Regions from separate parts of the Homo sapiens genome. Here all the other regions are linked to region 3. Evidence: chromatin loops called from intact Hi-C (ENCODE). Cell type or tissue: sigmoid colon. All regions are shown on one strand. Each heading gives the region's core, and the rest is flanking DNA. Links, peaks and the distances in the headings are about the cores only. Region 1 has its middle 51 kb from the start of LINC00917. Region 2 overlaps LINC00917 (long intergenic non-protein coding RNA 917). Region 3 has its middle 120 kb from the start of LINC01082. Region 4 has its middle 47 kb from the start of FENDRR. Region 5 has its middle 45 kb from the start of LINC01082. Region 6 holds the start of LOC124903743 (a long non-coding RNA gene). Region 7 has its middle 18 kb from the start of LINC02135.

Region 1 (4,000 bases), core at 1-4,000, 320 kb after region 3:
CACCACTAAAAGTGGGTGATTATTATAGCCATGTTAGAGAATATCTGTGGGGATTAAATGAGATAATGCATTTAAAACACTAAAAATAGTGTCCAGTACTCGGCCAGGCGTGGTGGCTCACCATGGCTAACATGGTGAAACCCCGTCTCTACTAAAACTACAAAAAATTAGCTGGGCGTGGTGGCGGGCACCTGTAGTCCCAGCTACTCCGGAGGCTGAGGCAGGAGAATGGCGTGAACCCGGGAGGCGAAGCTTGCAGTGAGGCAGGATCATGCCACTGCACTCCAGCCTGGCTGACAGAGTGGGACTCTGTCTCAAAAAATAAAATAAAATAAATAAAAAATAAAAATAAAAATAGTATCCAGTACTCAAGATATGCTCAGAAAACATTAACTCTTGTGACTAGTATCAATGTTTTCTTTTTTATTTATGTGGGCTTTACTAGTGTAATATATATATATATATATATATATATATATATATATCTCATATTATATATATATATATCTCATATTATATATATATATATATCTCATATTATATATATATATATATATATATCAGCATTTGTTTTCTTTTAAAAATGATGCATTGAATTATTTTCATGAAAGTCAATTGACAGTTTCCAGGGAATTCTGACATGCAAGAATAAAAACCCCTTCTCAGCAATGGGGCAGACTTGGCTTTGTGTCTTCTTTTAGCCATTGTCCTTCCTGAGACAAGGAATTCTAACAGAAGTAGTTTATTTGGGAGGAGATGCCAGGAAACATCTGTAAAGGAGCAGGGAGATGAGACAGGGAAGACGGCCAACAAAGAGATCCTTACCCAGGCATTTACCATTTTGGGCAACTAGAGCTCAGCCCTCCTGGGGACTTCTGTGAAACCATGGAAAGGATGCCTCAGCGTTGTTTTATCTGAAGCAAGGGAGCTGAGATATTTATGCTCCCAGGGACGTTAAATCCCTGGCATGATGGTCTGCCAAGCATGTGGGGCAGAGCAGGCTCCAGCCACCAGAGAAAACTTCCAGCTGGGAGATCTTGGTGCTGGGAATGGTGAGGGCTGAGGAACAAGAGCTGCCCCACAGAGTCTGTTCCCATCTGTAAGCCTCAATTTCACTCTCTGTAAAATGGGAATATTTAGAGCACCTAACTCATGATATTTTGGGTGATAAAAAACAGATTATGATTATAAAGCACAATAAATGCTAGCTGTCATAGCTACCACTGTGTTTATCCCTCGGACTTCTTGTAACCTCTGCCGTGGGACTGGACATCCTAAAGGTCAGAGTCTATGTTGAGGTCAGATATGGCACAGTGAAGAGCAACGTCTTCTCAATCAAGCAGGGCTGGGTTCAAGTCTCAGCTCTACCTCTGACTGGGGAACCTGGAGCAGTGAGTCAAGCTCTCCTAACCTCAGTTTCCTCTTTTGTAAAATAAAGTAGATAGAACCACTTTACAGGGTTATTGGAAGAGCTAAAAGAGATGTTGCATAAAATCATCTTGAACAGTGTCTCTTCAAGCTTGGAAAGGTGATAAAAATTAATGTTTTCCTAAATTCTCCTTCCTTGGTTAACCACTTGGCTATGAAGATTTTATTGGCTGGGATGAAGAAGGAGGACTAAGAAAAGAAAAGTCAGAGAGAGGAGAACAGGAGGAAGATAAAATGTAGACACACGCTCACATGCACACACACAAAGACACACATACACACACACAGGCAAAGGCCAACTGAAGGGACCCCGTTAGCATATAAACAAAAGGTGGGGGGTAGCCCCGAGCCTCTTCTCTGACAGCCAGTGGCGGCAGTGATGAATTTGTGAAGTTATCTAATTTTCCACTGTTTTAATTAGAGACTTGGGCTCTGAGGCCTCGCAGCTGGCTTCTTTGTGCTGTATTCTGTTGCCTGACAGAGAAAAATGTCTCCTGTAACGTCAGCCAAGCTCTCCGCCAGACCTGAGCAAGCGAAACTTCTGGGATTCATAAACTTGTGGTTTCTGGGTAGAGTGGCGTTTAAACCAGGACTCAGTGGGGAAAGGGCAACATGGCCAGCTCTTCTCCCCAGCGAATCCTCGGAACCAAGGTTGGGGTCCACCATCATCGAAGGGGTGCTGCGGAAAAGGCACGGCCCAGAAAGCCCCCTGAGGATTGTTCTGGGGGTCCTTGATCCTAGTCCATGTGAAATGGAGTCTCCTTGTGGCATGTAATTGAGCCCAGCTTAGAAAGGCCAGTGCTCTGCTTCTCCGAGACAGTGCCTTTGATTGCAGAGTGTGTGATCTGAGTAATTTAATTTATCGCTCATCTTTTGCCAAGTGATCTTTTTACAATGCTGCATTTAATGACTCCACAGCTGGGGTAGAGGCTCTCCTCGCCCTCCCAGCTCTCTGGCTGCTGTCTTCCTGTGACTCACTTTAACAGGAGGCGGGTCAGGAGGTGCAGGAGGAGAGGGCGGTGCGGGAGTCAGGCATACCTAGATTCCTATCTTGCTTGTGCCATGTGGCCGGTGGGCACGGCCTGGGAAGAGTTCCATCCTTGAGCCCGTTTTCTCCTCTGCAGAGTGACAATCACACAAATATTGATTGGATAAGGAAGACACAGGGATTGAATGAGATCATGAATAGCAGAGAGGAAAGGAAATTGCTAACTTAGAAAACAAAATGGCCCCTGTGAGATTCCAATAGGCTTTGGGGAGGAAAATCCTCTAGCTGTGTTACAAATGCTTCACATGGGTCGGGTGCAGTGGCTCGCACCGGTAATCCCAGCACTTTGGGAGGCCAAGGTGGGCAGATCACCTGAGGTCAGGAGTTCAAGACCAGCCTGGCCAACATGGAAAAACCCCATCTCTACTAAAATACAAAATTAGCCGGGCATGGTAGTGCATGCCTGTAATCCCAGCTACTCTGGAGGCTGAGGCAGGAGAACTGCTTGAACCCAGGAGGCGGAGGTTGTGGTGAGCCGAGATCACGCCATTGCACTCCAGCCTTGGCAACAAGAGCAAAACTCCGTCTCAAAAAAAAAAAAGCAACTATTTATTTCCACTCATGTGTCTACAGATTGGGTGGGGAGCTCAGTCAAGTCAGGGTGGACTGGGCAAGGTGGCTCTGCCCAAGGTGCAAGCCCAGTTGGGCGTGACTTCTCACTGGTGGTTGAGCTCAGATGTGCTCCATGTGTTTCCATTCTGGGGCCAAGGCTGAAGGCACATCAACCACCTGGGGAATGATCCTCTGTGGCAATGGCCAAGCAGCAAGAAGGTAAGCTCCACTGCAAACTCATTTCAAACCCCTGCTTATATCATCCCTGCTAGCATGCCATTGGCCAAGTTAAGTACCAAGCCATATTCTCCAAGTCAAGGGATAGGGGAGTCTATGCAACCTACAATGGAGGAACTGAGAAGGTGCAAGGCAAAAGGAGTGGATACAGGAAGGAGAGGGAGATGAGAGTTGGGTCAATGCTTGGATCTACACGTATTCACATTTCACAGAAGAGAACACTGAGCTACAGAGAGACTAAGTAATTTGCCCCAAGTTGAAAATCTGGTAGAGAAGAACCGGGGTCAGCAAGTGTCCTGTTTCAATTATACCTCGTGATAGAGCTGGACAGTTGCTATTCTGGTGTCAGGTTTAATCGTACAGACAGGAAACATGGACCCCAGATGTGATGATGGCATTGCCTTTGTGCTGCCTCACACCAAAATCTGATAGCAGAAATGACAGCATCAGAGATGAGTCTGGTAGACTCTGGCAGACGTTGCTGGTTGTCAGCCCACCATCCAATCCCCCTTCTTACTTGCTGACAGAACCCCAGTTTTTTGCAAGTATTATGGGGAGGCAATGTGGACGGAAGAATGAATGAATGGGTGCATGAATCCTCGTTGGTCTAAGCCATTCATGGCCGTCCTGTTCTTTTCTGATGTGGTCATTGAGACTTCTGGCCAATGAGAAATAATGAGAATTCTAATGGAACAGGAAGATGTCTAGTAAATACTTTCCTGATAAAGAAAGATT
Region 2 (4,000 bases), core at 1-4,000, 260 kb after region 3:
TCCATTCATTCATTCATTTAATGATGACAAATATTCTCTACTTTAATGAGGAGAGTGAAAATACACAGTTGAGGACCAACAGACAAAAACAAAAAAACCCAAAATAGTTGCTCTGGAGAGTGGCACTGGGCATGGGGAGGAGTAAAGCAGGAAGCCGGTGTTTTCATTTTCTTCCCAACTTTTATTTTAGGTTCAGAGGGTGCATGTGCAGGTTTGTTATGTGGGTGAAGTGCATGTCGCAGGGGGCTGGTGTGCGATTATTTCTTCACCCAGGTAATCAGCATAGTACCTGCTAGGCAGTGTGTCCATCCTCACCCTCCTCCTACCCGCCACCCTTGAGGAGGCCCAGTGTCTGTTGTTCCCCTCTGTGGGTCCATATGTTCTCATCATTAACTCCCGCTTATACGTGAGAACATGCTGTATTTAATTTTCCGTTCCTGTGTTACTTTGCTGAGGCTAATGGCCTCCACCTGCACCCGTGTTGCAGCAAAGGACATGATCTCATTCTTGTTATGGTGGCATAGTATTCCACAGTGCGTGTATACCACATTTTCTGTAGTCTACTGTCAATAGGCGTTTAGGTTGATTCCACGTCTTTGTTATTGTCAATAGTGCCACGATGAACACACACATGCATGTGTGTCTATTCCTGTCTATACCCAGTGATGGAATTGCTGGTTCACATGGAAGTTCTGAGTTCTCTGAGAAATCTCCAAACTGCTTTCCACAGCGGCTGCACTAATTTACATTCCCATCGACAGTGTGTTTTCCATGAAAGGCTGTTGAGGATTATTTGATCTTTCTTAACCACGTGCATTTATTAGATCAGGAAAAAGAATAGTACAAATGGGATTACGCCACTCCCCACTGAGTCCCCTCCAATGACCCTGGGGCTCACAGAGCAGATCTCCGGTCCTCCTTGTGGACTCTGAGCCATGCTGGCCTGGCCCCACCTCCCTCTCCAGCCTCTGCTGCAGCCACACTCCACTTGAAGGCCTGCCACAGGGCCTTCAAATATGCTATTCCCTCCCAGGTGCTCTTTTCCCAGCTATCACTGTAGCCAGCTCCTCACCTTCAGGTCTCAGATTAAACTTCATCAGACCTTCCAATTCTAATGATCTGTTTGTGTGGTTATTTGACCATTTCCCCAGTAGACTCTAAGCTTCCGGAGGGCAGGGCCATGTCTGCTCACCCATGGGTGAATACCTGCCCCCAGCACTGCCCTGGCTCATGTGGAGTCTCTGCATATTTTTGGACATAACAAACAACGTAGTAGTGATCTAGCCCCTGCGACAAGACGTTTAGAAGCCTCTCTCCCATGGAGCACTGGTGCCTTCCCATTAGCCAAGATGTCGGCACAATCACTGTCCTGTTTCTTAGGCCTCACCAGGGAGGCCTCTGCGCAGTGATGTGGGATCAGGGAACTTGGCCTGAGCATAGGCTTGAACAGATGTGAGGGAAAGGGAGAAACAGTGTCTCCCGCAAAGCATCTCCCTAATATCCTGACACGGGGCTTAAATTCCACCATAAAAATCACTCCTCGGGACTCTGGAAAGGCACCAGTGGAAGACAAATGAGATTGAAGGAGATAATGCCTGTGGCAGTGAAATACACGGCGGCATAAAAAAAAAACAAGGTCTCGAATGTTCTTGCAGTGGAGTGGTGGTTTCGCCCCATCCAGCTGGTGTCATGGCAGACCTGGTTTCTGTGGGGCTCCTACCTGCCCCCAGGCTGGGCTCTCCCATCCGGGAGAGCGGCGCGCCCCTCGTCCTCACCACCAGGGGGCGCAGGGGAGCCCCATCTCAGCACCTGCAGAGTGCACAGGTTGGGGGCACAAGCCCAGCTCCCACTTGGGTTTCATCCCCAACACCTGGAAAACTTAAGGAAACTTCACACACACACACACACACACACACACACACACACACACACACACACCTGCAGATTCTTTAACCCCCGTCCCAGAGAATCTGGTATGGAGTGGACCCTGGGAATTTAGTGGTTGTGTTGGTTTTTTAAACAAGTGCCTTGATTGCAACTGATGTAGCCAGGTCCGTGAACCGTGCGTGAGTTCACTACAAACCGACTTTGCCCTAAAACCGCACAAAGGAAATTAGCCACAGTCATCCCTGATCATGAGGGGAATGAGAACAAAGGAAAAAGGAACCTAGATGAGTCATTCTTTTCTCTAATTTTCCACTGGCCATGCCCCCAAGTTCCCCGGCCACTGTGGACACACAGGGAGCGCGGGCGCCAGGACGGAGCCAGGGCTTAGTTGTCCTGCTGTGATGAGAACAGGCAATGTGAGGTTAACAAAGGTAAAGAGGCTGGAGGGAAAGAAGTCGTTAGTGCTGTCTGTGGATGCCCAAGACGCACATTTTAATTTTTCCACTTTTTCTGTGCTGGTTTCTTACCTCAGGTGCAGACGGCCAACAAACGGCAGCCCTCGGCTGCTGGTGCACCATTTTCGTCCCTGGCCCGACGGAACCCCTCTCTCGTTTTATTTCTCCAGCCCCCTCCTGAGGGTTTCCTACTCCCATTCCTTCTCTGCCTGTGGGCAACGGTTCCAACGGGTCTAAAGGGTGCTCTTAGTGTGGAAACAATTTGCATAAATGGTCTTGTGTTAGATATTTCGTTCTATTTTTCTCCCCTCCCCACCCCACCCCAACCCTCAGCAAGGTATTAAGACACACCCACTGTATTGGGTCCATATGCACTGTCCCTAGCTGGCACCCCTCACTCCATGGGGGGCGCCCCACGCTGTACTGTCCACTGTCCCAGTGGTAAGCTCCTCAGCTCTCACCATCATAAACGACACCATGAGGGACATGGAGGCACATGTCCCTTATGGATGTGTGAGAATTCCACTAGCTGCTCACCCAGGATGGGATGGAACTGGGCTGTAGGGTGTGTTAATCAGATTAACTACAACTAGTCAGACTTTTATGCCCTAATTGTAAGAGAAAAGATTAGTTTAGTAAATGCAAGTATCCCATGACGCAAATGCTTTTGGGCCCCAAAGGGCAGCACAGAGCCTTCAAAACTGGACACAATCCCTTCTGACTATTCCTCTCTGTGCATGTCGGAAATAGAGAGCACCGTTCTTGTCCTTCACACTTTAGTTTCTGCTCAAATATCTAAAATCAAGGTGAAGAAACCCTCTCTGTGAGCAAATATGGAAGAGGATTTGGGGATCCCCAGGGGGTGAGCTGGAACCACAGCATCGGTCTCATCTGGGAGTTTGCTAGAAATCCACAGCCCAGACCCCAATCAATCAGAAACTGCAGAGGTGGGGCCCGGAAGTCCATGTTTGAACAAGTCTCTGGGGGACTCTCAGACATGTTGAAGTTTGGCGATAAATAAGGGCAAGCCTAGTTGATATCTAGGTAGGAGATATACATCAGGGGTGTCCTCTTTTGGCTTCTCTGGCTGGGCCACATGGAAAGGAGAAGAATTGTCTTGGGCCATACCTAAAATACACTAACACTCACCATAGCTGATGAGCTAAAAAAAGAAAATGACAAAAAATTTCATAATGTTTTAAGAAAGTTTAGGAATTTCTGTTGGGCCACATTCAAAGCTCTCCTTGGCCACATGTGGCCCTAGAGCCTTGGGTTGGACAAGCTTGATATAGGTGGATCAATAGATACAGATTGACTGATTGAATGAAGCTGGTTTTGGCAAATCGTAGAACACAGAAGCACAAGCTTGAAATTCCCCTCAGAGAGCATTTGGTGGTCTGACCCCCAGAATCTTCCTGGAAAAGAAGCCAGGAGCACTTAGCAGTTGGGACTGAGGTACCAGCCGTCTGCTTCAAGCAGAAGATCTCAACTGTTTTCTATTTTACAAAGGACACATCTTGGGAAGGTTTCCTTAGAAAATAAGGTCCCAGGATGAGATGAGCTAAAAACTCCTAACCCATTCCAGTCTCTCCTCATTTTACAGACAAGGAAACTAAAGCCCAGAGAGACAAACTGCTTCCCTGAAGGTCACACAGCTA
Region 3 (4,458 bases), core at 1-4,000:
CAGCATTCCCATGTTACGGATGAGGAAGCTGAAGCCCAGAGAGGTTAAGTAACTTGCCCAAGGGCACACAGCCAGCGAGTGGTGGAGCCTGGAGTCGCCCCATGGTCTGTGAGATGCTGAGAACATGGATAAACCTCAGCGTGCACAGTGGGTACACTTGCCGTGTGTCGTCTTGGTGTAGCAGTTGGCATTACCTGAATGTATACAGCTACGTGGTGCCAGCCCTGGAAATGCAGCTGCAGATGACACAGAGCCAGTCCCTGCCCTTGGTGGGGATGGGAGAAGGGGGACACATTCAGTATTTAGGCTGTAGGATCATCAAGATTTTGATTGGTGGGGTAGGTCCATGTTCACCCAGCTGCCTTATATCTGTCAGCCCACCAGAAAGGTGCCCGGGAGCTGGGACAACTCCAGTTCCTGGAAAGGCAGAGCCCCTACTACATATGTGTCCCAGTATATACATCAGTCTCTTGTGAGTTGAGTTACTATGTCTACATACATTGAGTTGGTCCATCCATGAATCAGTATGATCTTAGCAAATTACATCTACAAAGACTCTATTTCTAAATAAGGTTACATTCTGAGGTCCTGAGTTGGCATAGATTTTGAGGGGACACCATTCAACTCAGTATATTGTAAAGCTCTCAGGCATAGAGATGCCAACCCCAGCAGTTGGAAGTTACCTGGGTGCTAATATGTCCAGATCCTGGAATGGTCTTTGTAGGCAGATCCCTGCCAGCATCCACTTGGGCTGGGAGTGAAAGTACAAGGTTTTTGTTTGTTGTTTTTGAGCCAGGGTCTCACTCTGTTGCCTAGGGTGGAGTGCAGTGGCACGATGTCGGCTCACTGTAACCTCCACTCCTGGGTTCAAGCGATTCTCCCACCTCAGCCTCCCAAGTATAGCTGGGACTACAGGCTCAGGCCACCACACCCGGCTTAATTTTTGTATTTTTTGGTAGAGACGGGGTTTCACCATGTTGGCCAAGCTGCTCTTGAACTCCTGACCTCAAGCTTTCAGCCTGCCTGGGCCTCTCAAAGTGCTGGGATTACAGGCATGAGCCACAGGCACAACACAAGATTTTGTTTTTGGGCTCTGCTTAGCTCCAACATGAGGCTGGGCTGGGTCTGAGGGGGGCTATTTCGTTCCAGCTTAAATCCATCCTGCCCCAAAGTAGCAGCCACCCGTGATCAGAGGGCTTGGCCCTGGTTTCAGGTTCTCCTTTCAGAAAAATGATCTCTTTCTGCCTTTCAGCAGATGACTTCACCTATGGTGGCTGCATTCTTTGTTTCCTTGGGTCAATGCCACTGGTGGCTCCATTGGGTGTGTGTCAAGAAGACACACGGCAAGTCTGTCCACTGTGCGCATTGAAGTTTATCCATGCTGTCAGCATCTTGCAGACCATAGGGCGAATCCAGGCTCCACCACTCATTGGCTGTGTGCCCTTAGGCAAGTTACTTAACCTCTCTGGGCTTAGCTTCCTCATCTGTAAAATGGGAATGACACATAGCACTGACACTGCGGGATTACTGTGAGGATTGGATGAGATAATATATGTAAAGGGCTTGGCCCTAAGTGCTCCGTTGTTCTTGTTTTGTGACTGTGTGTGGATGTGTGGTTGAGTTCTCTGTGGACAGAAGCTATAGGATTAGCTTTGAATTTCTACCCGTCTTCTGGGGCTGCCTGGAGGAAGGTCCTCTCTGGTAGATGGGCTCTGGGACGCCAGTCCGGGGCAGCACCGGGTCTCTGTCCCACCCATTATTTTCCTCTGTTCCGTTTCTCTGTCAGGACCCCGAGGCTGAGGACGTGTCCTTTTCCACGTCCCATCCCACTTTCTTGCAGGCCCGAGACCAGATGAGAACCTGGAGGGAATAAAATGGGAAATGAGAATTCGTTGTGTGGCACGTGGTCCATGAACGCTCTTTACCAAAAGTGACTCAGAGCATAGAAATCATCCACATTTGGTTTCCAAAGCCAGGCTGGGCCTTTCCAGAATTTGTGTCCCCTAATAGGTAGCGGGACAGCTGGACTTTGGCTTCATTTGGGACAGATGCTGCAGCTGGCCTCTCTGGGCTCCAGGTCATCCTGTCCCTACCTCTTCCTGAGCTTCCAAACCGGCCAGCAGACTTGACTGCCCTCTGCCTTCCCTTCCCAGAGCACAGCGGCAGTTGCCTGGGTGCTGGCGGCCTCCTGACCTCCCGAGGACTTTGGCATTGGAGACTCATCTTGACGTGGTCCACTGTCTGAACGAGCAGATGCCAAGATCCCATGCTCAAACTGAGCAATGAGAGTGAGCCCAAAGTGAGGCGTGTTCTGATTTCCAAGATAAAGTCCAGACTTGGCCGAGCTGTGGCCAAGCCCAGTCCTGCCTTTTCCTCCAGCCAAGCCTTGGCTTCTGCTGCGTCACCCCGGCGTCTAATCAACGATGCTTGCTTTCCGTGCAATTATTTGAACTTGCTTTTCAAAAGACCCAGTTTGAATCCAGCCAACGGACTTGTGCCTTAGCCCCATGATATAACCTGATGACGTTCGGTGGAATAATGACCGTTCATCACAGCCACCACTGCTTGAAGGCGTGCTGTGTTTTATGAGTTTTACGAGAGTTCTTCTCTGGAGTGGGTGAGGCTGGTTTCCAGCTCTCAGGGCTGGGCCTGCCATATTGGTTGTTTATGTCTGGGGTGTTTGGATCGGCTGATGTCTGCTCGACATGGGTTGTTAGATATTTTGAACATCACCCCTGTAGGTAGGTAAATGTCATCATCCCATTTCACAGAAGTGGAAAATAGAGGCTTACAGCAACTAAACAAGCTTCCCAGTCTCACTTAGCTATTAGGTTGCCGCAAAAGTAATTGCGGTGTTTGCCATTAACAGTAAGGGCAGGCCGGGCACGGTGGCTTACGCCTGTAATCCCAGCACTTTGGGAGGCCAAGGCGGGTGGATCATCTGAGGTCAAGAGTTCGAGACCAGCGTGACCAATATGGTGAAACCCCGTCTCTACTTAAAATACAAAAATTTGCCGGGCGTCAAGGCGTGCCCCTGTAATCTCAGCTACTCGGGAGGCTGAGACAGGAGAATTGCTTGAACCCAGGAGATGGAGGTTGCAGTGAGCCCAGATGGCACCACTGCACTATAGCCTGGGTGACAGAGTGAGACTCCATCTAAAAAAAAAAAAAAAAAAAAAAAAAGTAAGGGCAAACACCGCAATTACTTTTGCACCAACCTAATAGAAAGTAGAAGAGCTGGTATTTGACCCCCGGAGCAGCCAAACTCCACTTCAAGTTCATGAACTGAGGGAGCAATGTTCCCCTCTCATGCCAGTGACCCCCATTTCTTGTGGCCTCAGCGGCTTGGCCGGGCATGATGTCCGTTCTCTCCTAACTATGTGCCGATTGCCAGTGGTTTTGGGATTGCAGCTGCTGGATACAGAGGCGCTCTGGGAAGTCTGGGGAAAAGCGGCCAACGCTGTCTTATTTGGGGTCTTTGTTTTAAGGAAACAGGCTGGCAGAGTTAACTTTGAGACAAAACTTGATATGTCAGCAGCCAGCTGAAACACAAAAGCCAAGGACCACACTGGCAGATGGTGGATTTAACCGAGAATCACACCAGAGTGACGTCAAATTCATTACAAAAGCCTCGCGTGGGCCCCTGAGAGCGTAGGAAGAGTGTACAGTGATGAACTGCATGATCTCAGGGGTGAGCTGGGGTCCCCCACAAACAGCTGAGACAAGGACTTGGGTGCAGGTTGCTTACTGGTTCGGGGTGAGGGGTGCCTCCTGGAAGCCTGTGGTCTACAAAGTAATGGTCCCCAATGATGTTCACGGTCCTAATCCCTGGAACCTAGGAATAAGTGGCCTCATGTGGGAAAAGGGACCTCGTGGATATGATTAGCTACAGATTTAACATGGTGGAAATTATCCTGGAGTATTCGAATGGGCCCAGTGTAGTTACAGTCATCCCTTGGTATCCAAGGGCCGTTGGCTCCAGGACTCCCGTGGATAGCAAAATCTACAGATGCTCAGGTCCTTCATATAAAACGGCAGAGCATTCGCATACAACATACGCACTGCCTCCTGTATACTTTAAATCATCTCTGGATTACTTATAATTCCTAATACAATGTGCATGCTATGTAAGTCGCTGCTTTACTGTGTTGTTTAGGGAATAATGACAAGGAAGAAGAGTCTGCACATGTTCAGCACAGATGGAATCATTCATTTTTTTTTCCAAATATTTTCGATCTGTAGTTGGTTGAATCTGTGAGTTCAGAGCCTGCAGATACGGGGCCCTTAGAAGGCGGAAGAGGGAGAAACCTGGGAAGAGGCTGCACTGCTGACTTTGCAGGTGGAGGGAGGGGCCGGGGCCAAGGAGTGCAGGCAGCATCTAGAAGCTGGAAAAGGCCAGGAAATGGGTTCCCCAGAGCCCCCCAAGAGGAACCAGCTCTGCCCACAGCTTGAATTTAG
Region 4 (4,481 bases), core at 482-4,481, 380 kb after region 3:
TCCCGGCTATGTGACATTTGACAAGTGTCCTAACCTCTCTGAGCCTCAGTTTCATCATCTGAAAAATAGGAAAAATAGCGACAGTATCCTCATAGAGTCGATGTGAGAATTAAATCAATAATATCAATAGCCCAGCACTTTGGGAGGCCGAGGCAGGAGGATCACAAGGTCAGGAGATCGAGACCATCCTGGCTAACACAGTGAAACACTGTCTCTACTAAAAATCCAAAAAAAAAAAAAAAAAAAAAAATTAGCCGGGTGTGGTGAGCACCTGTAGTCCCAGCTACTCGGGCAGCTGAGGCAGGAGAATGGCATGAACCTGGGAGGCAGAGCTTGCAGTGAGCTAAGATCGCGCCACTGCACTCCAGCCTGGGTGACAGAGTGAGATTCCATCTCAAAAAAAAATGTCGTGTTTATTCTCAGAGGTCATGTGCCAGCTAAATCTACGGCGTTGGGGGCAGGGGGTCCTATTGCAATGAAAGACAGGGAAAATGGATGTGGGAATGGCCAGCAGGTTGCAGGTGACATTACATGGGTGTGGCTTTGCCAATGCTGAGACATGCAGGCCAACACCGGCAAGCAGTACACGGGCTTTGGGACTAGTAGAAGGACCATCAAAGAGCTTTCCAACCACAGGGCTCCTGCTAGAGGCGTAAGTCAGGAGGATGGGAAGTCAGATGAAGCAAAGTAAGGGGACCTTCGGGCAGGTTATAGTCCAGGGTGTTCCCCCAAAGGTAGCTATCTCAGGTCTTCCCCAGTTTCGGAGCTCTGTGGGATGTAACCATTTCCAACACCAGGAGAGGCTTCGAAGACCAGTTGGCCTGTGAAGTGGGCCTCTTTGGACGGGCAGTTTTCCTACAAAGGGAGGCTATTCTGGGCTGGGAACACACCAGAAGCAAGGGTTTGGCGGGGGGCCTGAGTGGGATCTGGCGGGGGCAGTCTCCTGGCCTGTGACTGGATTGTGAGTAATGGTGAACAACTTAGGGGACCTTCTGAAAGGTCCGTGGAAGCCATATTGCAGGGAGAGAGCAGAACTGAAGACTAAGGGAGATTTTAGCCCTCAGGTCACCAACTGATGGCTGAGTAGAGAGAGGAAGCCCACTGGTTTCTGACTTGGACTGCCTGTGCTACAGACCTAGCTCTTCCACTTCCTAGCCATGTGCTCTTGGGCAAGTGGATTAATGTCTCTGAATCTCAGCTTCCTCCTTCTATAAAAGTGGAGAAAAGAGCAGCATCTGCCCCTTTGGGTGTCAGTGAGCATGAATGAGGTCATGCATGCAAAGCTTGTGTCTTTGTGACTGGTAGGTAGGGAGTGCTCTCTGAATGATAGTTAGGGCTGTTATTTTTATGCTTTCATTTGAAATACCTGTATCATGTAACAAATCTTAGTGACCTTAGTGAGCCCCAAACTTAGTGATGTAAAACAGCCATTGCTTATTTAGCTCACAAATCTGTACTGTGGGCAGGGCTCAGCAAGAAGGTTCATCTCTACTCAAATGGGCATGAGCAGAGGTAGAATGCCTGGGGCTGGAGGGTCCACTTCCAAAATGGCACAGCACATGGCTGGCCAGTTGGTGCTGAATGTCAGCTGGGAGCCTTGGCTCCTCTAGGGCTTCCTCACCACAAGAAGGATAGGTTTTCAGAATGAGTGTTTCCAACAGGACCAGGCAGAAGTTGTGTGTCCTTTTGGTACCTGCTCTGGGAAGTCACATAGCTGCACTTTTGCCTGTAGTCATAGGCCCGCTGAGATTCAAGCAGAAGGAAACATACAGCTCCTCCTCCAGATGAGGCATTTTAAGAAGACCTTGGGATGGAAGATCTTGTTGCAGCTATTTTGGAAAATATAATCTGTCAAATACTAACAGAGAATCTGAAAATGAGAGGCAGACATTTGGACAAACCATAACCTCTCTTCTTTCTGGCCTCATACTGTGTAAGCTAGATGTCAAGATAATTCCCAAACAACCAAGCCTGTGTCCCTATTTGGGAAATGGTGAAGAAGAATCAATCCCCCCCAACCCCTGGCAAGTAGGCTTAAGCCACACTTACCAAATCATTAGTGGGTACAGTTGCTAACCAGCCAAGGTCTTCAATAAATAATTCCACAGACTGTATGAACACATGGACTGTTTATCTCACATTTTCAGAAATGGTCTATCTTATAAGCCAAATACACCAAAACCCAAAGATGGAAGATCAACCTCTTTAAGTAAACATTGCTGGGTGCAGAATTGCTCCCTAGAAGTCATCAAGGATGGCATAAAGCAGAAAGACAATAACAAGGGGATGAATTGCTCTCAGATTTTTATTCCTGATTAGACCTGCTTTCCTGCTTGCTATCATCCAAAATATATGCAGGCCCCTGGCTTGAAGCGTTGGGTGCTCATGAGTTTCACAGCCACGGCAAAGGCAGGCTTTTAAAGAGAAGACACCCAGAGTAACTTTGAAATAAAAGCTAGGGTTGGGCAGCCCCTTGGGGGTCCCAGGCTGTGTGCTCCTTTTAATGTGTGCGGATGCAGGGGCCCTGGGGCCCCTCCCTTGCGTGTGGCCTGGTCGATTAAGCCCCAGGAAGTGCTCACGGTCTTTCCCAGCAGCCTTCCAGCTCCATAAAACCGCTGTTATGATGAACTTGATCATGAGTCAACCAAGGGCCTCCATCTCTCCTGCACTCCCTCCGTTTGGCCCCTTGGAGCAGGTGTTTGCTGAGCCTGAGGTCTTTCTGCTTACATAACCTTTGTTCCATTTGGATGGATGAAAAATCTCCCTGAGGTTTATTGTAAACAGTCTTAGGTTCGCCCAAACACAGAAGACGAAAGGTCACCAGATTATTCATGCACGTCTCTCCTCCCCACTTAGCCCTCCCCACCCCCACCGGCTGCTGCCACGTCCCCCACGAGGTCCCATGCCCAACCTCTCCACCAGGCCATCAGTGTGCAGGGCCTGGTGATGGGGGTTCAGGGCCAACTTGGCAGCCATGATGCTGTTCCATGCCCTGCTCAGCAGCCATTTTGGCTGGATCTCCGTGAGGAAGGGCTGGGGGTGGGGAGCAGAGGAAGTTTCTTGACCAGCTGCCATGGATAGAAGCTTGCTCACGGAAAGACTGTCTTTTATGATGCCAGAAACAGGGCTGAGAACTCACGGTGAGGGGCCAGCAAGTTTCAAGGAAAGGAGGGAGGGAGGGCCTGCCTGCCCAACAGGCAGCTGCCGTCCGCATAACACTGTCCATGCTTACCTCCAGAATGTGGTGCATGCAGGGCATTTTACCCACATTTGATATCGTGTTCGCGGGCCCATTTTACAGATGAGAAGCTGAGGCTGGGGCTCAGCGAGGAAGACTAGTCTTTACTCCACTGGGTGTCAGCTGAGGCGGCTTTAATGGAGGCTGGAGGACCCACCTCCAAGATGGCTCAGTACATGCTGGTGGGTTAGGGCCGGCTGTCAGCCAGGAGCTGAGCCCAGGTGGAAGCTGGAAGCCTGGGTTATATTCTCAAAAGAGCTTTCTGTGGCTCCCCATTTAGAAATGTATAAGGGAGGGCTTTGTTTGTTACAGTGACTGGGGGCCCCAGTGAGTTACCTACACACCTATATGCAGGACTCCCTGGGCCAAGATGCCATTAAGAAAGACTGCTGGGTAAGTCACTAGCAGGGTGGCTCTCAGGGTCCAGACCTGCAGCAATGGCGTCACTTGGGAACTTGCTGGGAACTCAGACCCTCAGTTGTCACCCCAGACATCATGAAACCCCAGGGGTGAGGGATGTGGGGGGTGAAGTGGAGGAAGGCCCAGCATCTGTGTTTGCCAGCATCCTCTGGTGCTGCTGACGCAGTCACGTTTGTCATTTGCTGCCTTAGGCTGAGATCGGTCACCCTCAACCCACAGACGCAGGGGCCAGCAGCATCAGTCCATGGAGGATTGGGCTGCCTTTCCCACAGAGTGGCTCCAGGCAGCAGCTGGGAGGGCTGGAAGGGTGAGCTCCCCACCTCCTCTCCTCCTTCGCCCTGTGGGTCTTTGGGATTTAGTTTGGACCCTGCCCAGACCCAGAAAATGGTCAAGACATGTTTTAAGACTTCTCTTGGGCTTTGGTTAAACCAAGAGGGCAATGTGGATGGGGCTCAGGGCCCCCATGTGTGCACCCTGAAGGTACAGGGCTGGCCCAGGGTTAATACTGGGACCGTCGTTCTGGTGGCCTGCATGGCTACAGTGGGAGGGCCAGACTGGACCGCCAAGGATGGCTTAGAGGGGCAGCCCCAGAGAGGGCAGAGGCAGATTCTTAAAGGGATACAGACTCTTTACCCACTGCTGGGCAGCTTGCCCCACAAAGATGACAGTAATGGTGGTGGTGATAATGTTGGTGATGGTGATGATGGTGGTGGTGGTGGTGATGGTGATGATGGTGGTGGTGGTGATGGTGATGATGGTGGTGGTGGTGAAAATGGTGATAGTGATGGTGGTGATGGTGCTGGCGGTGGTGATGGTGATGATG
Region 5 (4,544 bases), core at 338-4,337, 73 kb after region 3:
GGCTGGGCGTGGTGGCTCATGCCTGTAATCCCAGCACTTTGGGAGGCCGAGGGAGGCGGATCGTGAGGTCAAGAGATTGAGACCATCCTGGCTAACACAGTGAAACCCCATCTCTACTAAAAATACAAAAAAATTAGCTGGGCGTGGTGGAGGGTGCCTTTAGTCCCAGCTACTCGGGAGGCTGAGGCAGGAGAATGGTGTGAACCCGGGAGGCGGAGCCTGCAGTGAGCCGAGATCACGTCACTACACTCCAGCCTCGGTGACAGGGCGAGACTCTGTCTCAAACAAACAAACAAACAAAACAAAAGAAAATAAAACAAAACAAATAGTAGAGTAACACCATCCTATTCATTTGGATAAATGAGTTTGAACAATTTTCATATCCGTCCCTATAGAAGTACCCTCACCCCCAGATTTTTAATATCATTATTGGTGGCATTACTAGATTTTATCCCTATTCTAGGTTAGGTTGTCTTTCCTTGGAGAAAAAAACTGCATTCGGCCATCTGTATTCTAGGAGACCAGGAGTTACTCCACACACATCTCCATGACAAAAGGCTCAGCCCAACCCAATGTCCATGTAGTCATTGAGTAAAAATCAATCTCCACAGCTCTGCTATAAATTAGTCTTAATTTATTAGAGGATAAGTTTTGGCATAAACTTCTGTTGGATCTGGTTATAGCATGGATGTTCCTAACAGAATTTGGTTAGGAAGACTTTAAGAGTAGCATTAGCCTTTGAAGCTGGAGTATTTGCAACATGGTGCATGAGAAATCTATCCAAATAAAATATGCTTCTCTTATAAGAAACTGGGGCATTTATTTGAATTAATAAGGCATGAACAGAAACCAAAGCCTGGTTTGGGGAGAGGGCACTCTGCCAAACAAGCCAGGTTTCACGCTTGATGGATAAGGCAGCGGTGTGATGGGTAAGGATGTAAGACCACCTAGGCTTGGGTTCTGTCTCCATTCCTTTCTAGTTGAGTGATCTCAGGCTGTGTGCGCCTGACCCGTATCCCTCATCTTTAACTTTTAGCAAATGCCAAACTGGCTTCCAACTGCCTGCACCTGTGTTCCTTTGCCTGAGCTCCATCTGGCTACAGGAACTAGCTCTAGCCCTGCCCATGGCAGGATGGCAGTGTCGGCGAAATAATGCTGCAGGGAGGGTCCCTCAGCCAGTGGTAATGGAATGAGTGGGTCACATCCCCAGCTCCTGTCCCCTTAGGTGAACGATCCCAGGAGGATGCCCTACGCTGTTCCATGGGGCGTCCCAAGACAGTGCTCTAGGGACCCCCCAGGGGTAACTTGCTCACTGCGACCCCCTGTATTGCCTTCTTCCTTCCCTGTGTCACTTGCACGAGCTTCCTGACTTGCGTTTTCCAGGACTGCCTTCCAGATAATCTATTTGTGCTAGAATCCTTGTCTCAGGCTCTGCCTGGGAAAAACCCCACCTGGGACAGGAAGAAGTGAACGAGCATGTACCTCTGGCATGTGGCACATGATCCTAACTGACAATCAGTTTTCTCCTTCTGTCTTGGGTAGTCCTGGAGCCTGGGAAGTGCCCAGTTTTAGGGGACAGAAAGGTAACCCCAGCTCCAGGGCAAGAAAAAGTGTGAAGATAAAAAGTCAGGAAGTGCCTTGGGAAGCTGTGCCTCGGTCTCATTCGTGTCTGTCTCCATCAGCCAGCTGGTCCTTGCCTCCCTGAAGGTGACCATGTCAGGGAGAGTTCAGACCACCCTCGGCGTGAGCCGTGACGGGAAGGCGGTGGAGAGGAGGCGGGAGCAGGGTGGGAGCAGAGCATCAGAAGGTGTGGAAGAGAGAGGCTGGGCCTCGGGGAGGCCGCCGGTATGTGATAAGAGGTTGCAACGGCAGCGGGAAGGCTGGGGGCCAAATTCCAGCGTTTTTGCCCAGGTGGAGGAGGCTGGGGGATGCTCTGTAAATGAACCATCTCTGACTATCCCCTTTATCTGTGGCCTGAAACGGTGTGATTTCCTCCCTTGAAAACATCTTCAAGCAGCGTAGATAAAACCTGAGTGTGACTTATGATTCTGCATTCCTGCCATCGTGCCAGCTTGGGCTCCGGAGATTCCTTATCAATTAATGCTTTCTTGCCCAGCCTCCACCTCCTCCTGCTGGGCCCCCTCCTATGGACCAGAGCCCTGAGATTCTGCCAGAGATCAGGCCGGGCTGGCCCAGAGGGAGCCATATTGTACACATTTGTACACAGACACTTAAATAAAACCGCCGGCCTGGCTACAGAGCGCCTCTTTGGCTGACGGGAGAAGCGGCTGGGTTGGGTGCTGGCTGGGGCCTCACTACTGGGTCCCCAGCCCTGAAAGCCTCCCCTGTCACGCTGGGAGGTTCAACTGGAGACCTGAGGAACGCCAGGAAAGTGGTGAGGCTTCTCAGAGGCGGCCCCGTCCGGCTCCGGGCCTGGCGGATTAGAGGAATACGTGGAATTTCCAAATTTAGCATTCAGGAATAGCTTCGTATAAACAAGGGCTGCTTTCGCTGCAGAGATGCGAAGTAGATAATGCCAAAAAAGTCCCCCTTTGTGACTGGATCCTGGGATTCTGCGGCCAACCTCTAAGCTGACTGGGTGCAGACGAAGGGCCGCTTCCTGCCTGGCCCTCTGCATGGGTGGTCGGGCTTAAAAATGAAATATCCAGGCTGACAAATGCTTTTACAAAGGCCAGATTATAAACTGTAAACCTACTGTCAGCTGGGCAGAAGAGAAATCTAAATGCCTCGCTACCATTTAAAGATGTCGTTTGGCCGCAGGACTAACGCACTTCTTGAGCGAGGAAAGCGGCCTTGTATTTATAAATTGGTGTCCGAGCCACAGTGAGCTCGGGATAAGGGAATCTATCAACCAGGAAACAAACAGCCTCCCCAACATCTCAGGGAATCTGAGTATTGTCACAGAAACAAAGTGCTCTGGAGCAGAAGAAAAGCAAAACAGAATTTCTAGAGGGGACACAGTCTAGGGGTGCAGCTACAGTTCGGGGGCATTCAGGTCCACGGAGAGTTTCTAAGGGTGAATTTTCCAGGAGAAAAATAGACCAATCCCCTGCCCAGGAAACACACGACTGGGGGTGGTCCAGGAGGGAAATGAGTTCTCATTTCCCTGGTGTGTGCGGGTGTTTCTGGGAATTCAAACTTATGGCCCCACTAAAGAGCCAGCCTTCTCTCGCAGACCTGGAGCCGTGAGGACTGAAGTGGGTCGGAAGGTCCCGCACAGCACATGCGCCATCCCAGCCTCTCCACTCAAGGCAGAAGGGCAGCAGTGTTCAGGAAACATAGATGCTGGGGGGCTGGGGAAGGGGAAGAGGTCTGCAGGGCTCAGCCACCCAAGGGGGACCTTGCCTGTCCAGACAGAGCCCCTTCTCCCGACAGCCTGTTAGAGCCAGGTCAACAGTGTGAGTGGAGCCGGGACACCTGGGGGTGGGCCACTTGCCATTTCAGTCCCAAGATTCCCATGTCCTTGGACCTGACAGAATTAGGGGATCTGGGATCCTGGGAGGCAGAAAGAGCAAAAGAATGTTTGATGTGGCAAGTTCAATGATCAGACAGTCCTTCTCCACCAGCAAAACCATACGAGAAGTCTGTTCAAATTTTTTATTCAACAAATGTTTGTGGAGCCCCTGCCATGTCCAAGCACTGTTCTAGGAGCTCAGGAAGCACCACTGCACGAAGCAGGCAGCAGCCCATTTTCTTCACGGAGCTTGGGTTCTGGAGGCAGGAGACAGAGAGTGGTTCCCGGACAGCTGGCCAGTGAACCCGGTGAGCTGTGCTGGGACACAGGACACAGAACGGGGAAGGGAGTGGCTTCAGACAGGGGCCAAAGTAGGCCTCAGGGAGAAGGTGACGCTGGGCAAAGACCTGAAGGATGGGAGTGAGCAAGCCAGGTGTGTGCCTAGGAAAGGGTGCTTCAGGCCAAGGGGACAGCTGATGCCAAGGCCCTGGGGCAGGACTGTGCCTGGGGCCGAAAAAAGCAGCAGTAGGGGTAGATAGTGGGAGAGGAGGTTGAAGTAGTGGTGGAGTGCGGTGGGAAGGGGCAGGTGGTCTGGGGCTGCGCTGGGCGATTCGGTAGCCAGGAGCCTCCTGCGGCTCCTTACGTTTCAGTTTAATCAAAAGAAAGTCAAGCTAAAAATCGGCTCCTCCATCAACCAGCTGGATTGCAGGTGCTCGAGAGTCACCAGTGGCTGGTGGCTGCTAGCCCAGGTCTAGAACACTTCATCATCACAGAAAGCTGTAGTCCAGAGCCTTGTAAGGATTGGTAAAGATCATCGTAAGCGCTTCGGCTTCTACGCAGACAGAGGGAAGCCATTGTAGGGTTTTGGACCAGAGGGCTGATGTTTTCAAAAGGTTACCCTGGCTGCCGCGCTGAGAAATGATTCTAGAGAGAAAGGGAGAGCTTCACAGACGTGGTCCAGAGAGGGAAGAGGGCCCTGCCCACTCATCAGGTCCCCTGCCTGGCAACCTGGGACTCTTCCATTAGAAAGGGCCTTTCTTCTTTATAACCTCAATTGCATACCCATATA
Region 6 (4,505 bases), core at 1-4,000, 120 kb after region 3:
ACACTTAAGGTTCACAAACGCACATACTTATTCCGTCTATAGCAAGGGTGGGAATTGGTCTCTTCCGTACTTTTCTTTCATTTTTCTGGGGGGTCAGTGTGATGTTTTCCACGTTTCTTCTTGATGTTCGGCTGTGCCAGGTAACAGAGAAAAGGCATTTCCCAGGGAGCCGATGATCGCTTGAAAGGGCTTCAACTTGATGCTTGGAAATAAAAAATTTTGTTTTATTTCTGCCATTTTTTTCCTCATCCCAGGACCAGTAATTTTAAACAGTTGTCACTGGTGCAAACGTTTCCCTGTTTAGTGTGGCAAATCAATGCATTTTTACCCTGTTGGGGAGGTTTACATATTCATAGTCCAGGGAGAAAAGAGCACAACAAACGGGAATTGTGGATGCTTTTTAAGTGAATTTGTTAGTATTCAAATCATTGGCGTAAAAGACTATTTTAAACATAGAGTTCAAAGCAGAAGGAATAATATTATTTCCTAAAACTGGATCAAATGGTTCCCCCTTTTTAACCCACCTCTGCTTGACCAAACGCTTTATGTTTACCGATCTTGCAAGGGTGCAAAAGAACTATTCTTGAAGAATTTCGTCAGGGAGAGAAAACCAGCTAAGTTGAAAGGAGCTCTTAAAATTTCAGCATCAGTATTTTCAGGATCAGTAAAAAAGTTACTTTCAGGATCATTAAAAAGTTATTTGCGAAAATTAAACATAGACAAAGAATCATCTTTTACTTCACTATAAGAATCCTCCCCTCACCCTCGTGTGTGTGTGTGTGTGTGTGTGTGTGTGTAGAGAGAGAGTTCTATGAGGCACAAGATACATTTTCTTGCTTTTTCATCAGAGTACCAGAAGCGGCTGGAGAAAAGATTAGTACAAGTGTAAAAATGGATATGTTAATAAATGTCCAAACTCCTTTAAATGGAGGTGAGATGGATATGATAAAACAAATTTTAAAATATATGTTTTTGTTTTGTTTTTTTAATCAAACAAAAAGGCCATTTTTAGTGTATAGGGGCATGTTTTAATTCGGCATTCAAATTATGCCAGGCATAGGTGTCAGGGACTCCCCGTGGAAACCCAGTGACAAAACAATAACACCATCACCTGCGTTGAAATGTGAGCAAAAATAATAGAGTGGTTATCTCGAGAAAGCGGCTCCTGAAAAATGTCTCCCTTAACATGGAAGCACCCGGCAGAGGCTGATCTGTGGGGCTGGGGAGAAATGGAGCAATCGCCAACACTCCAGGCTCGTCTGTGAACCCCAAATTCCATTAAGAAAAGAAACTGCTTAGCAAGACCCTTTTGAAAGCCCCGGGGTGCTAAAGGAGCAGAAGGAAAGCCCGGCTTAGCATCCACACGGCCACCAAAGCTCGGAGGGCAGAGACTGCCGGGAGGAACTGATCTGATGAGAGGATCCATGAGAGAGCAGGGCAACTGCACTAAGTGCCCATTTCTCCAACACGGACAGGGCACCGGGGAGCTTGGCTAACATGGTCACTCAGCCTTCCTTTGTGGAATCACAGGACAGGAGCCTGCTTTGGGCCAGCATTTACAAAAACTGTCTTTTTTGGCCCCTGGACCCTGATGAATAGAAAAACGCTGCAGTCTGCAAACCCACTGCAATCGCCGCGTCAGCTCAGAGCCGAGATGCTTCCCAAATGAACACCTGGATGGTGTAAATCACCCTGACAGTAAACACTTCAGGCCAGGACGCAGGCTGCAGGCGGGGTGGGGTGGCATCCTCCCACCCAGCTGGGGTCCATAAACCAGGCACTGGCCCTGCGCTAATAAATGCTCCTTTCACAGCAAAAGACCCCTCCTCCCGGGCTGGGATCACGGTCCCGGTAGAGAGGGTGCTCAGATAACCGACAGCGTTTCTCCCACCCTCATCACTGTCCGACTTACCCCGGGCTGGCATCAGGGAGTGTTGTCAGGCGTTTATGCCGTTATGAATGGCTTTATGATACCTCGAGAGGGGGACCAGGGCCACCGGCTTCATGGTGGCTATTTTCTGAAGGTGGCAGGAGAAGATAAAACCAAAATTCAGGGTTTGCTTTTTAAATACCATGCTAGTAAAATCAGAACAGTAATGACGGGAACCAAAAGATCTATCTGAAATGTTCCTAAGGTTAGTGGAATCTACAGTGGCATTCCCTCTTGTAAAACACATTGAACTCAAATGTTAAAATAACTCTCCCTCTTCTTGCTGCTGTCTCAAAATCCTTGACTGCTAATGGATGACCACCCATTTGGTGTATACAATTCTTATAAAAATCCCCAAATAGGGGAAAAGCAGAGGGTAGATAGCAGAATAGATCTAGAAAAAGAACACCTCCTTGGGAATTTCTTTGCATTCAGATGCTCTACTTTAAAAAATAAAATGTCTCCGTATAATTATCCAGTTAGGAGGAGTCTTTTAAATGATATCTTTTGTCTTCAGCCAGACAGATGTGAGGACGCACAATGTAAACGTTATGCAGCAGCTTTGGGAGAGGCTTTTTATGGCTCTGTTTCTTTCCACTCACAGCACAGACTCGAGAAATGTAGGGAACTCGAGAGCAGCCACTCGGCCCCAGGATCAACCCAGCACCGAAGAAAAACAACCAGAAGAAATTATTCTTCAGCCTGAAATGAAGCCGGGATCAAATGGTTGCTGATCAGAGCCCATATTTAAATTGGAAAAGTCAAATTGAGCATTATTAAATAAAGCTTGTTTAATATGTCTCAAACAGAAAATGTCTTTTGAAGAGCATTTTAAACCTGATATTAAAATCTGGCCGAGCGCATGTCCCGGGGCGTAATTGGTGGGCACAGGAATTTGGGTCCTTTGCAAGAAGTGTGGTATTCTCCCTTCACAAGGTATTTCTTCCCCAATGTATAAAATGAAAGCAGAAAGGTTTTTAGGTAGCTATTTAAAACTGTTCATGCAACATAATAAATATAAGACAATTGACCCGTGTTTTAATGTTTATCCGTAAGACGAAGTGCAGCCCGGCTGGTGCAGTGACGCAGGCGGCTTGCTGGAGCCGAGAACACCCACGTGTGGGGTGATGTTTTCCCACCACGGTGCAGCGGGTTAGCAGCTGACCCGCGCTCCCACCAAACCTAAAACCACTCTCTAATGGGCTTTACGGTATTTACATTTTGAATTTTATTTATAGGACACCAGATGTCTGTGTTCACAAGAAAAAAAAAAATCATTTGGAATATAAAATCCCTCCCCTTCCCCGCATTCGTTAGCTGAGGAGATATTTGCCTTCCCCCCTGCAATGCGGCAGTGGCTCGCAAGCCAGTTCTGAGCTGGGGTTTATGGTCTCTTTGGAGGTTCGGGAGGTGGGAGACTGCGCATTTGTTCCCATTTTCTGTGTGACCACGGGCGTGCCTTTATTTCTGGGCCACGTTTTCTCCTGAGACTCTTTGCGTCTCTCAGCGACCACCCTCTTACTCATTAAACTCTTCTGACACAGAGGAATGGAGCTGGGCAGAAGCTCAAAGCCAGACCTTAAGAAAACTGCTTAAGATCTTACCCAAAAGCCGCAGCGTCCGGCTGTGAGCTGGGGCAAGCAGATGACTACGTCTTTCCTCCTTCATCCCTGGAAGTGGTCTTAGAATAAAAGTGCTTCAAAAACATAAGTGGATATTTTTATTCACTTCTTTATTGTTTTCATTGTCAAATAACTTCAGAACATGCAAACCCAACAAGGCACACAGCCCAGCAGCCCTCCTCTGACTGATCTGCCTGAAACTGCCAGTCATGTCTCGTCTCCAAATCACACAGAAGATTCACACAGCACCAGGGCTTCTCCCCTCTCCCCAGGTCTCTAGCCCAGATTCACTCCTAACACTGAACCTCTCCCAGGGCCCGCCCGCCCAGGAAATTGCCTCCCCTCCCCACAACACAGATAGATGAGCAGCTTATTTTTCAGTGCATACCCACTCCAGAGGTTCGGCCTGATTCCTTCCTGTAAGTCCTACCGGCCAGCGGTGAGGGCAGCACATGAGATCACCCTGCAGGCGGATTTTAAAGCGCCACAGAGAATGGTGGCTAGGGAGCAGAGGCCACTGTGGAGCACTCTCTAGGGCCAGGTGTGTTCCAGGTGCATTCTGCATGTCACGTCCATTAACCTCCAGAGGTGTCACAGCCCCTCTTCTTAGTGAGGCTCCTAACCACTGTGCATACTGCCTGGAGGGACAGTGGCCCCGAAGAAGGACACTGAAAACCTAGGGGTTGAGCAGCCACACCTGGCACCTGGCCGCTCTGGCTCCGAGGGCTCTGGAGAGAATCACCAGTCCCCAGGCTAAGTTCTGGGTCCCCCAACTTCTAGCTGAATTTCCATATCCACATCCAAAGAAAACAGGCTAAGGATTCCTTCCGTGATTTACTTTGAAGGTCCTTATGAGGCCAGAGGGGAAGGTGTAGTGGCAAGTGTGTGACGACAGAAGCTGTGAGAGTCTGAAGCCAGGGTGGGTGGGCCGTGTGTTTAATGCCCCTCCCAGG
Region 7 (4,544 bases), core at 245-4,244, 230 kb after region 3:
TGACCTGCTTTTCTTTTTGATGCCACAATATGGCACGGATGTGTCTCCATGTCAATAAATACAGATTTACATCATCTATAAATAGTTGTATAGCATTCTCCAGGTGTGGCATTTAGACTTTTTCTTTTTTTTTTCTTTTTTTTTGCTATGATATGTTATAAACACCACCACAATGAACATGTTTTGCACATTTGTGTAAATATTTCCTTGGGATCGACGCCTAGAGTTGGGGTAACTGGAGCATGGGGCATTCACACGTACAGTGACCATCTGAGCAAACTACAAGCAAGGAAGTGCCAATTTTCCTCACACAAACAATCTACACTGGGTCCCAGTTCTCAGCCCTGCATCATACCAAGTGCCCAATTCTTTCACTTAGCTACTTCCAGCAGTAGAAAGTAGCATCTCATTGTTGCTCTTTGGTCTTTAAAAAATTACATTGCACATATTTATCAGGCATTTATGCACCTGTGAACTAGCCCAGCTACTTAAAATTAGATCCTCATGCTGCAAGAGCTTTAATGGTCAACAGATCCAACCCCACTCCCAAACCTCCATCCACCCACCATCCACATACTTGGATCATCTCAACTGTTTCTCTCCAAAGACCTGGCCTTGCCTCTGGTCTGTTTGAACACTCCCATCCACGGGAGCTCATCGCTGCCTGAGATGGTCCACTGTGTTCCCAGCTCTAATTTATTAACCTATAAAAGCCAGTACATATGGAATAACCATGCTGGGCCAGGAACGACGGGAAGCCCTTTGCTGAACAGTGTCTCCAGCCTCAAACAGTGCTGAAAACATGTATCGCTATTTCCTTCTTTGTTCCATCAGGGTCGCGAGATGCAGAGAGGTTAAGTAACTTGCCAAGGGTCACACAGCTTTAAAGGAGCAGAACAAATAATTGAATGTGAGGAAACCGTGCACCACTTGAAAGGCTCACAGAGGAAACTTTAAGCTGGTGAGAGATCTAACAAAAATAAAATAATTTCTCAAAGTACAGATTTCTTTAAAGACTTCCTATCCTTCAGGCACTTTATCTTCAGCTGCCCAAGGATACAGAGCAACTATCAGACACCCATGGGGTCTGGGCTTTGTGTGAGATCTGTGCTAGTCTCTGCAGCTACCAGAAGGCAAGAAGGCCTGGCCTCGAAGATGTTCCAGTAGACTCGGGTGTCACCGGCCCATGTGCTTATGGCTCACAGATTACCAGGCCAAAAAAAAAAAAAAAAAGCCTACCTTAATTGATAGAGGTCTCAGATTAGTTCAAAGCATTCACCTCTATTTTTTCCAACTGGGTCTGGTTTCAGAGATTAGATTTTCTAGGTGCAGAAATGCCCTTAGGCAAGTCAGAGGCCCAATTTGCAATGACCCCACTCGGCCCTCCTATCCTAATGTCCTGCCACTTGAAAACATCATTTTCGGAGTGTCCCATCCTCAGGGCTCTGGAAGAAAGGCTCTGGCATCAGTCATTCACACTTTAGTATGAATCAGCCCAATAATTTAAATAGCTGGACTCTATGATGAACACATGAATTTTTTTAAGTGGGTTCATTTATTCATGAGATGGATGTCTGTGATTTGGACAGGAGGCTTCTCAGCTTCCCTCAAATTAATCCTTAAATTTCATCTCACCCTCCCTTTCTGTACAACTTACCTTTCTTGAGCACCGATCTGTCCTTCGGATAAACAGGTAACAAGCTATGGGCTGCTTCTCACCTGTGGAAGGTTAGGCCACAGAAATGAAATCTTTCGTTAGGTTTCAAAGCAAAACACACAAAACTCAACCAAAAGAAAAAAAGGGGGGCGGGGCGGGGGGGACACAACGATGCCTTTTAATGTAAAGAACCTGCCCTGTGGTCCGAATCTTTCTCATCATGAGTCCAGCGTGCAAGGGAGGATGAAGGTGCTGCATGGGCTTCCTCTGGGGCTGGGGACTGCTGGCTGGGAGCCACCGCAGCTTGCAAACTAAATTTAAAAGCTTGCACCCCAAGACCCTTGAGCAAAGGTTACTCGAGGTCTATTCCGGGTTCAGGCGGAAAAAAGAAGCTTGACTTGGCAAGGAAATGCCTTGTGACGAGGCGCTTGGCTGACCAGGGGCATGGAGGAAAGCTGGGACTCGCTGCGTTTTCTTTTGGCATTTACAGCCCTGAAAAATGATTGCAGCTTCCTCTGGCCGCAGAGCTGGAGCCTGAAGAGGTGACCTTTAAGGGGAGTCTGTTTACTGCAGCCGCAGGCCCAGGGCCCTTGCGTGAGCTCCACGAAGTCTGCGCCGGGCCTTGGCACTGACCCTGCGGGGCCTGCAACCCAAACTCACCGGTTTCTGGGAGCTGGTGAGGGGCTGCGCTGGGGCTGGGGCGAGGCCCCGGCCGTGTGGGGAGACCAGGGGAGCCTCCACGCTGGGCGCCCGGGCAGGGAGCGTGGGGGCGGGCGGGCTCACTGCTTGCTCCCGGGAACATCCTGCGGGGCAGGTCTGCCTGACCGGCCACCCCATCCTCGGACGCTGAAAACTGTCCTGCAGCCAACTTCAGCCTCTCTTGGCTCTGCAGACAAAACGAGGCGATTCGCCTGCATGGGGTACTCCTCTCTCCTTGTGGGCCCTGCCACAAATCGGATACGGATCTCCATCCCCCGGACTTTCACACCGAGTTACACAGAGGAGAAAATGGGGATAAAAGTTAAACTGAGAAGCATTCAGAACTCACCCTATAACCGTCTGAAACGAAACCATCCACATAGTTTACGGCAGACAAGGAAACTATAATCCGATTTCTCCACTTGGATCTTAAATGTGAAATAAATAAGCACATGTAATGGTATCTGCTATTTTTCAAGAGCATGAATAAAACTTGAAGACTTGGATTTAACTTTTTAAAGATGGTTTTGAAACCTTTCTAACTGAAAACAGGATCACTACTCATTTTCTCTTTCTACCCTCATTCAACACTCTTTTCTTTTAGAGAGACAGTGTTTTTTTAGAATGCTTTGGTTTCTGTTAGGAACATAATACACTTTCTTTGGGGAAAATGTAGGAGACAATGAAAAGAAAAATAACAGTGACATGAAATTTCACCACTCAGAATTAACCTTGGTTAACATTGCAGTAGATTTCAACCTGTTTTAAAATATATATATGTGTGTGTGTGTGTATGTATATATATGTGTATATATGCATATATATGTGTGTGTATTTGTGTGTAAATAAGTGTATATAGGTGTGTACATGTGTATATGTGTGTATATGTGGGTGTGTACACGTGTATGTGTGTGCAGATATGTGTTTATGTGTGTGTATGTATGTACGTGTGTATGCATGTGCATATGTGGGTGTGTGTATATGTATGTGTATATGTGGGGAGTGTATGTGTGTATGTTTGTATGTATATGTGTAAATTTGTGTGTGTATGTAGATATGTGTGTGTGTGTCTGTGTGTTTTCTACAATGCATCCTTTATAAAACCAGTATCAGGAATTTATATTGTGCTGTTCTCACCTGTCAATATGTCATAAATACTTTGCCAAGTCATTAAAGTTTCCTTATAAACATCATTTTGATGATTGCCTAATACACCGACCTGTGGATGTGCCATAGTTTCCTCCACTATTCTCCCATTATAAAAAATGTTTTAAAGTGTACGAACTTCCTTTCCCAGTGGGGGAAAATGGAATCGCTGGTCTGATCTGGAATGGTTATTTGTGATTTCCTGAAGTTAGGTCAAAAACCATTAGACATTTTTTGTTAACCCAAGTACCTACTTCCTGGCGGATTCCAAACATTGACCTGATGAAGACCAGGGGAGGGGAGCACCTAGACCTTTGCCTTGGGAGAAGCGAGGTGGGCCCGGAGCTGACTCTAGGACGATGTCCTTGTGTGAAGGTGGCAAGCCAAGTCACCCCTCAAGGGAGGAAGGAATTGGGGCCCCTGTTCTTAGGTGTTTATGAATCATGAGCTCCACTGAGAACAAGATGACAGGAAGCCATGGAGCCTGTCTAGAAGAGTCTGTTCCCAGAGTCCACACAAAATTTCAGGGGTTCTCAACCCTTGACCCCTTATGGAGGCCTTTTGAGATCTCCAGGACCCAGGGTTTAATTACTGGGGACCCTCTGTGACCAGCTCCAAAAGCATCCCTGGATTCCTTTAGTCCATAACTCTGGGAAGATCATAAAACACTTTTTTTTTTGAGCACTGAATGTTAACATTTAACAGAGAAAACTTTTGTTTTTGCAGAAGTTGAGAAACTATAAAATTCTTCCTGAAACCTGAGACTTCGAGCATATCACCAAGGCAAGAGTTACAAAAAAGTGAAACTTTTAGGTAATTTTATGAGTTTTGCAAATCTGCCACAAGCATATGTTTAGCACCCTCAGAAGAATTCCAAAAGGAGTATTGCTTCAGCCTGTCAAGAACTAAAATAGTTACACATGTTTATTCCATGTGGTTTGATGTATTATAAGCTATTTGATGGAATTAGGAATGACATGGTTCCTTTTACTCTCCATAAAAACATTAGTGCAGCATGTCCTCTGATACTTGTGGTCTTGAG

What was found. Peaks named below come from ENCODE experiments on the same cell type or tissue, not always from the same donor. Only the 100,000 strongest peaks of a DNase experiment are listed, where the experiment ranks them.
Region 1: it touches region 3 in a loop (12-fold over the local background); 3 of 110 quality-filtered maps call a loop at or near these places.
Region 2: it touches region 3 in a loop (7-fold over the local background); 20 of 110 quality-filtered maps call a loop at or near these places.
Region 4: a loop joins it to region 3, with 7 times the contacts of the local background. A loop is called at or near these places in 2 of 110 quality-filtered maps.
Region 5: it touches region 3 in a loop (5-fold over the local background); 2 of 110 quality-filtered maps call a loop at or near these places.
Region 6: it touches region 3 in a loop (9-fold over the local background); 3 of 110 quality-filtered maps call a loop at or near these places.
Region 7: it touches region 3 in a loop (4-fold over the local background); 3 of 110 quality-filtered maps call a loop at or near these places.

Annotation. Positions count from the first base shown.
Region 1 is chr16:86,394,756-86,398,755 of GRCh38, forward strand. No RefSeq gene overlaps it. Among named protein-coding and RNA genes, the nearest start is that of LINC00917, 51 kb to the left of the region's middle. RefSeq lists enhancers at 1,726-2,365, 2,170-2,769. In sigmoid colon, for the core only: no CTCF peak of the experiment used is centred there; DNase peaks (open chromatin) are centred at 946, 1,906 and 2,406; H3K27ac peaks cover 1,719 bases.
Region 2 is chr16:86,339,116-86,343,115 of GRCh38, forward strand. All of the region lies in intron 1 of LINC00917 (long intergenic non-protein coding RNA 917), which reads right to left. Among named protein-coding and RNA genes, the nearest start is that of LINC00917, 4.6 kb to the right of the region's middle. In sigmoid colon, for the core only: CTCF peaks have their summits at 1,752 (motif pointing right) and 1,953; DNase peaks (open chromatin) are centred at 1,756 and 2,176; H3K4me3 peaks cover 11 bases; H3K27ac peaks cover 450 bases.
Region 3 is chr16:86,075,992-86,080,449 of GRCh38, forward strand. No RefSeq gene overlaps it. Among named protein-coding and RNA genes, the nearest start is that of LINC01082, 120 kb to the right of the region's middle. In sigmoid colon, for the core only: no CTCF peak of the experiment used is centred there; DNase peaks (open chromatin) are centred at 190, 2,440 and 3,400.
Region 4 is chr16:86,459,745-86,464,225 of GRCh38, forward strand. No RefSeq gene overlaps it. Among named protein-coding and RNA genes, the nearest start is that of FENDRR, 47 kb to the right of the region's middle. In sigmoid colon, for the core only: a CTCF peak has its summit at 2,693; DNase peaks (open chromatin) are centred at 2,697 and 2,987; H3K27ac peaks cover 2,524 bases.
Region 5 is chr16:86,149,087-86,153,630 of GRCh38, forward strand. No RefSeq gene overlaps it. Among named protein-coding and RNA genes, the nearest start is that of LINC01082, 45 kb to the right of the region's middle. In sigmoid colon, for the core only: no CTCF peak of the experiment used is centred there; DNase peaks (open chromatin) are centred at 2,275, 2,655 and 4,190; H3K4me3 peaks cover 580 bases; H3K27ac peaks cover 2,705 bases.
Region 6 is chr16:86,196,978-86,201,482 of GRCh38, forward strand. LINC01082 (long intergenic non-protein coding RNA 1082) reads left to right here. Exons shown (of 2, transcript NR_103859.1): 2 at 2,535-2,743. LOC124903743 (a long non-coding RNA gene) reads right to left here and starts at 2,539. Exons shown (of 2, transcript XR_007065164.1): 1 at 1,913-2,539; 2 at 1-202. In sigmoid colon, for the core only: no CTCF peak of the experiment used is centred there; DNase peaks (open chromatin) are centred at 1,714, 3,044 and 3,955; H3K4me3 peaks cover 3,763 bases; H3K27ac peaks cover 2,949 bases.
Region 7 is chr16:86,301,786-86,306,329 of GRCh38, forward strand. No RefSeq gene overlaps it. Among named protein-coding and RNA genes, the nearest start is that of LINC02135, 18 kb to the left of the region's middle. In sigmoid colon, for the core only: no CTCF peak of the experiment used is centred there; DNase peaks (open chromatin) are centred at 656, 2,126 and 2,506; H3K4me3 peaks cover 1,111 bases; H3K27ac peaks cover 2,776 bases.